Linked DNA regions of Homo sapiens: region 1 is linked to region 2. The links are chromatin contacts, found by Hi-C or POLR2A ChIA-PET in ENCODE. All regions are on one chromosome and are shown on one strand. Each heading gives the region's core, a stretch centred on a gene start or an enhancer-like site at or near the end of the contact. The rest is flanking DNA. Distances are from core to core; before and after follow the strand shown. Region 1 overlaps CREB5 (cAMP responsive element binding protein 5). Region 2 overlaps CREB5 (cAMP responsive element binding protein 5).

Region 1 (3,022 bases), core at 338-2,837, 120 kb after region 2:
TGTGATATTCCCCTTCCTGTGTCCATGTGATCTCATTGTTCAATTCCCACCTATGAGTGAGAATATGCGGTGTTTGGTTTTTTGTTCTTGCGATAGTTTACTGAGAATGATGGTTTCCAATTTCATCCATGTCCCTACAAAGGATATGAACTCATCATTTTTTATGGCTGCATAGTATTCCATGGTGTATATGTGCCACATTTTCTTAATCCAGTCTATCATTTGATTCCTAATCTCCTTTTCTTATGAGGACACCAGTCATATTAGATTAGGGCCCATCCATATGACCTCTCATTTTACCTTTAGTACCTCTTTTTTTTTTTTTTTTTTTTTTTTTTGAGATGGAGTCTTGCTTTGTTACCAGGCTGGAATGCAGTGATGCGACCTCAGCTCACTGCAGCTTCCGCCTCCCACGTTCAAGCGATTCTCGTGCCTCAGCCTCCCGAGTAGCTGGGATTACAGGTACACACCACCACGCCCTGCTAATTTTTGTATTTTTAGTAGAGACGGGGTTTCACCATGTTGGCCAGGGTGGTCTCGATCTCTTGACCTCAGGTGATCCACCCGCCTCGGCCTCCCAAAGAGCTGGGATTACAGGCATGAGCCACCATGCCCGGCCCCCTTTATTACCTCTTTAAATGTCCTGTCTCCAAATACAGTCACATACTGAGGTCCCGGAGTTAGGATTTCAACATATGAATTTGAGGTGGGACATGGGAGGAACAAAATTCAGCCCATAGCAGTTTCCTAAACTGAAGATTGCTTAAATATTAAAATCTTAAACAAAATCCTAACCAGGATGCAATGATTTGCCTTTGCAAAATCAAATCTCGAATTCCAGTGGGAGTTCTCTAAGGATCTGTAAAGCCTAACTGTGTTGGGCTGGTCTTTCTCAGGAAGAGACCTCCCTTGAGAATATTGTAGCTTGCAGACTGGTTCATTTATGAAGCTGAAAGCAGGCAAGAGAGGTGCCCAGGGTACAAATATAGGAAAGAGCTTGCTCTTGGCTGTCTGCATGCTGACCGTGTACTGTGCATTTGCACAATTCTGAGAGTGAATATCTCTTTAAATCTTGTGCCCTGAACATCTCTCTTGCTCCACGCTGGTCCTTGCACTTCTGTAGAGGAAGGCAAACAGTATTCATAAGTTGTAGTCGCTCTTTCAATGATGTTTTGGCAAACATCTAGTATTCAAGTGTTCTCAGAAGTTGATTGAAAGTGTGATTGTTAACACAGGCTGGGGGAAGGAATACGAAGGTGTCCTAAGTCATTTCCTTGTTAATAGTGACAGCCACTGAACCAGGAATAGATTTTGAGGTCCTTGTGCTGTATCTCTACATTTGTAACCCAATGTCATGCTTGCTTTTATTTGGCTGCATTCTTAGCCTTGATGCTAGATGATGACCTAGAGGACAGCCCAGGATTTGGGAAGGGATTCCATGCCTTGATTTGTGAATCCATAGCCAGGCTCAGAATATGCTGAGGTCTTTGGCACTGTGTCAGTGATATGATCCTCTCAGAAGTGTCCAGCTCTATTCTGAGAACGGAGCAGGCGCAGATGCACCTCATCTCTGCCAGTGGCTGTGGCTGTGAACTTTAGAAACCCATTCTGCTATTACAGAGCAGAACCCCAAGAGCTAGAGCAGATGATCCACACCTCTGGAGCATGCTGCTGTTCTAGCAACAGGCCGGAGCTGTCTAGACAGGAGAGAGCTTTCCTTCTTACCCCTGGCAGTCCTTGATCTGACCATGGAGGCAATGCTGTTTTCTTTCCAGAAGTGGCGTGGTTAGTGAGGCAGTGAATGTTGCTGTCTTTTAAGAGACCAGCTAGGACACCTAAGTCCCAGGCTTTCAGGATGAACATTTTAGTGCTCTGGCTCCCTGCTTTTGCCTAAGAACACGCACTTCCTCCAAGAACCTGCTCAAGCCCTCCTGGAGGAAGTCCAGATCAATGCTTCTACTCACTGTCCTCAGCTCAGTGCCTTGACATGAATTTGCAGAGCCTGATGAAATATTTTCTCATTCTGAGGGGAAAATCAAAGCCACCTCTCCCCTTCCATCTGACTATTCAAAATGTACCAGAATTTCCTTTAGAAGTTGATCTCTAAGGAGGTACAAAGCTACTTTTGCAATGAGCCCCCTTTTTAGTATTACGTGAAAGTTCCACCATTAATATTAGCAAAAATGAATTCTCTAGGGACATGGAGAGAAAGAAATTTTGGTTATAAGGTCAGTCTGCCTGTAACTTTCTCATTCTCTCACTCTATGTAAAGCAACAAGAAAAGTTGTAAGTTCAACATGGCATTAGTCTGTAGAGGCTCGTTTCAATACCACAAAGGCTACTTCCAGCTAAATTTTAATAATCTAAGGCCTTGCTGCTCAAAGTGGGGTCCCTTGACCCACAGCACCACCGGGGAGCCCTTTAGGAATGCAGAATCCCTGGCCCCACCTCAGACCTGCTTTTTAATAAGATTCTCAGGTAGCTCGCAAGCACATTAAGCTGTGAGAAGCACTGTTTTAGGAACTAATGAACCTTAAGAGATTCTGTCCAAAGACAGGAAGATTTGAATTATCTTCTCTACCCAGAAGCTGATAATTAACTTTAGCAGTTGTTAGAGGCGATGGTTTCTTCCTATCAAGTCCTTTTGCAGATGGTCCCTCTCTTATCCATTCTGTTTGAGACCCCTTCAGTTTGTAATGAAGCTTAATTGATTAGCTCTATTTGTGAAAAGCTCAGGCCCTAATAAGCACACTCCCACTGGGTACACAACTAAATAGTTTATGAGGTAATTCGTATTTTAATGTCTTTCCTAATGAGCCCTTTCAGTAATGAAATCCCCTGAGAAAACGTTATTGGTTCCCAGACGTTTCTTAGGCTCCTAGGGCAGGAAGGCTGATGAAGGTGGAAACATGAGGCTCTAGAGTAGAAAACAGTTTTCAGTTCAAAACAAGGCAGATTCTTTTCTTCCCCCTCAAGAAATATTTCAAATATGGCTTTTCATACCTTATTTTCTAAATCCTTA
Region 2 (3,084 bases), core at 328-2,827:
TAGAAATTATTTTCATGACAGTGGCTGTTGTACTGAGTGTTCAGTAAATAAAAATCTGTATGTGACTTAGTCCAATAAGCAGAGGCTATTGTTATGGTGTGAGGCTGCTTCTATTTCTTATCTGTGAAATAGAAGCAATGATGCCTGCCTTGCCAAATTGTTCACAGTTTATATAATTTATATGAAATATCCTGATCTACCCACTATCACGCAGCAGTAATGCCTCTCTTTTCCAGTTATTTGGAAACTTCCCAGTTCAGTGAAGGGATTTCTCTTATTCTCTTATTCTAACAGGCAGCCAGTTCCTCTTCTTACTACGGTATTGCCCAACAGGATCAGCTCAGCTTTTCAGGGATGTCAGAGAGGAATGGCTCTCATATCTCTCGTCAGTCTTTAGGGTCTCGAGACCCTAAAGACTGACAGCAATCCAGGACTTTTGTGGTCTACATTTGTAGCACAAATGATAAGACTGAGCAGGTTTCCTGAACTTACCTCTGTTTGTTTACTGAAACCTCTTACCACTGGGGCAGCTACAGCAACTGACCACGCCTGCTTATTGTCTGTCTCCTGTCTGGTCACCTCTTCTAGTTCTGATTTGCCCCAGAAGGCTTAGCATCTGTCAGTCTACTTTGCCCTCAAAACCTTCCAGAAGATGTTTCAGCACCCAAGGAAAATAAACAGGCTTCTCTGGAGCCCAGGGGACAAGACATAGGAAATCTGCATTTCAGTGGGTAAGAGAAGGAAGAGACCATGGTAGCCAGTGGCAGAAGAAAGTGTAAATTTCAAGAACATTCTACTGTGTGAGGGTGGGTGGCTGTCATGGAGATGAGGGGACATGCTGGCCAAGGGGTGGGCTCTTAGGGTCCAACAGCAGCATCCAAGGTGCTAGAGACAATATGCTGCATGTTATTGATTTTCATGTAACATTTATCTGGCTTTTCTAGGAAAATCCTTATAGACATTTCCTCTGCTGTGACCAAGTCCCTCTCATTGGCCAGACACTGTGCTAATAGTTGAGAAGAAGAAAGAACAGTCTTGGTTCATGAACTACAGTCTAGCTGGGGGGAGAAAAGATTATTAGATAGGCATTGAACATTGATAGATTTAACTACATTAAAAACAAACAAAAACCCTTAAGCCAAACTTCCAATGCCCCTTCTCCCCCACGTCCCCTCTTCCCGCTTAATTTAGGATAGTGATTAAGATCCCAGACTTCTAAACCAAGTTGTCTGTTTAAACGGTGAGTTTACCTCTTGCCACCTGTGTCATCTTGGACCAAATGGTGCCTCGGTTTACTTGCTTAAACATTGATAAAAACACTCACAGGTTGTTGTAGAAATTAAATAAAACAATACGTGCGAAATCCTCAGAGATGAGTTTAGCCCATAGCAAGCACTCAACAAAGGTTAGATTGCTAACATTAATCCACTGGCATATGTTTAAAAAGAGAAGCTGAGGATGGACACAGCAGCAGGTTCTGCAGGGAAGTCCAAGGGGCTAATTTATTACCCAGTCCTCCTTCCACCTCCTCCCTTTCCTTGGAGAGTTGTCCTGGAATCAGACGCCCAGCGTGCGGGTCAGCCAAGCTGTTCAGCTGCTGTTGGTCCCTGAATTCTTCTTTCTGGCCTCTCTAAACAGAGCAGAGAGGATCTGGGGCAGCCAACAGACAACTCTGTATTCACTGTTGAGCAGGCAGGCTGGCAAGCAGGGAGTTTCTTTGCTTTAAAAGATAGCAGGGACAGTCAGGGGTTGAACAGTTGTGTTGCTTTCAGGAAACACGTTGGCCTTCTAGGGTTAGGAAGGGCCCCTTTAAACACAGAGCCACAACATTCTCCTGGGATGACCTTTGCTTCATGGCAGTCATGAGTCTTGTTCTCAAAGCTCTGACCATCCATGATTCATATGTTCCCAATGGCTGTCTCAGCTTTTTATAAGGGATGGCATCTATTAAATTGTAAAAGTTAATTTTTGTTTGTCAGAGACATCATAAACATGTGAAGGCTCTTTCCTGTATTGAGTGTCCACCCTCAAAGAAGCTTCAGTATTGATTATGCTTCTGTAAGTAGAACTGTTGGCCAGTGATTGACAAAGGAGTATAGATTTGAAAGGATAGGCTTCTATGGCACATTCAGAAAACATGGACTCTCAATGTTGGAAGGAACCTTGGAGACCTCCCAATCCAACCTTCCAATCCAATGTACAACTTCCAAACAGCCCTGAGAGGTGGCTACCCACCTTCTGCCCCAGCCATTCTGTGAAACTGTGGACTCACTGCTCATGTGATGGCTACTTGGACAGCCTGAACTGTTCCTGAATCGTTAGAGGGTACTACTTCTATGGAGCCAGTTACATTTTTCTGGTATTTCTACCCATAGGACTTAGTTCTGCTAATTTGACTAAGCCCATCAATCTCTTCTCCCAAATGATACCTGTCTTGTTTCTCTTGAATTTCCTCTTTTCAGACCCAAATCTCAGTTAGGCAAAGTTTTTGTCATTTGTCATGATTCTGTAGTACCACCCAATTTGTGAAAGTAACAAACTGCTCACTTCCAATGCCAGCTGATTAATTACCTACTCCTAATAGCAACTTCAGGAACAATGGGAAATGTACATCTCAGTCTAGTCTGTTTGAAAATCTTATCCTCAAATCTGTGCTTTTTGGAAACCCATGAATACTTGAGACCGAGTGCTGAAAAAAACATATGTTTTTCATTTTCACCTGACATATTGCATCTTAAGGCATCCTGCTGGGTGTGCAGCAGCTGAAAAAGTTCGAAAAAATGTGGCTGCTCAAAACTATAGCAACAGAGGGACACATGATGAAGCAAAACAAGCAATGCGTAAAGCATTTTGGTTTATAGCTGGGGAATTATAATCATTCTGATTAAGTAGATTTCCATATAAAAAGACAATAGTGTGGCTAAGAGTCTCAGAAAAATTCCAAGTATATTTTCAACCATTTTCTACTTTGATCACCACCCTACTTGCTAAGAGAGTGACTTTTTGCATGCAGAAGACATATGTTTATAGAGTCTTTCAATATTTAGTCAACATTAATTTATTGACTACCTCCCTTGTATTCCA

The links. Hi-C counts contacts between places; a loop is a spot of excess contacts on that map. ChIA-PET counts read pairs that join two places held with the same protein, here RNA polymerase II (POLR2A). Pooled maps may share reads with other maps.
Region 1: a loop to region 2 is called in a map of gastrocnemius medialis, with 1.8 times the contacts of the local background. The contact joins two enhancer-like sites. A Hi-C loop is called at or near these places in 1 of 168 maps with a recorded cell type or tissue (gastrocnemius medialis) and 1 of 50 pooled maps. POLR2A ChIA-PET finds 5 or more read pairs at or near these places in 2 of 52 experiments (GM12878 and WTC11).

Annotation. Positions count from the first base shown.
Region 1 is chr7:28,744,029-28,747,050 of GRCh38, forward strand. All of the region lies in intron 7 of CREB5 (cAMP responsive element binding protein 5), which reads left to right. Among named protein-coding and RNA genes, the nearest start is that of TRIL, 210 kb to the right of the region's middle. Within about 2 kb of position 1,588, at least 5 of the 41 ENCODE cell types and tissues checked have a DNase peak (open chromatin) inside an H3K27ac peak, as active enhancers do; they include gastrocnemius medialis, where a contact is called at or near this core.
Region 2 is chr7:28,627,804-28,630,887 of GRCh38, forward strand. The region is part of intron 5 of CREB5 (cAMP responsive element binding protein 5); the gene reads left to right. Among named protein-coding and RNA genes, the nearest start is that of CREB5, 220 kb to the left of the region's middle. Within about 2 kb of position 1,578, at least 4 of the 41 ENCODE cell types and tissues checked have a DNase peak (open chromatin) inside an H3K27ac peak, as active enhancers do; they include gastrocnemius medialis, where a contact is called at or near this core.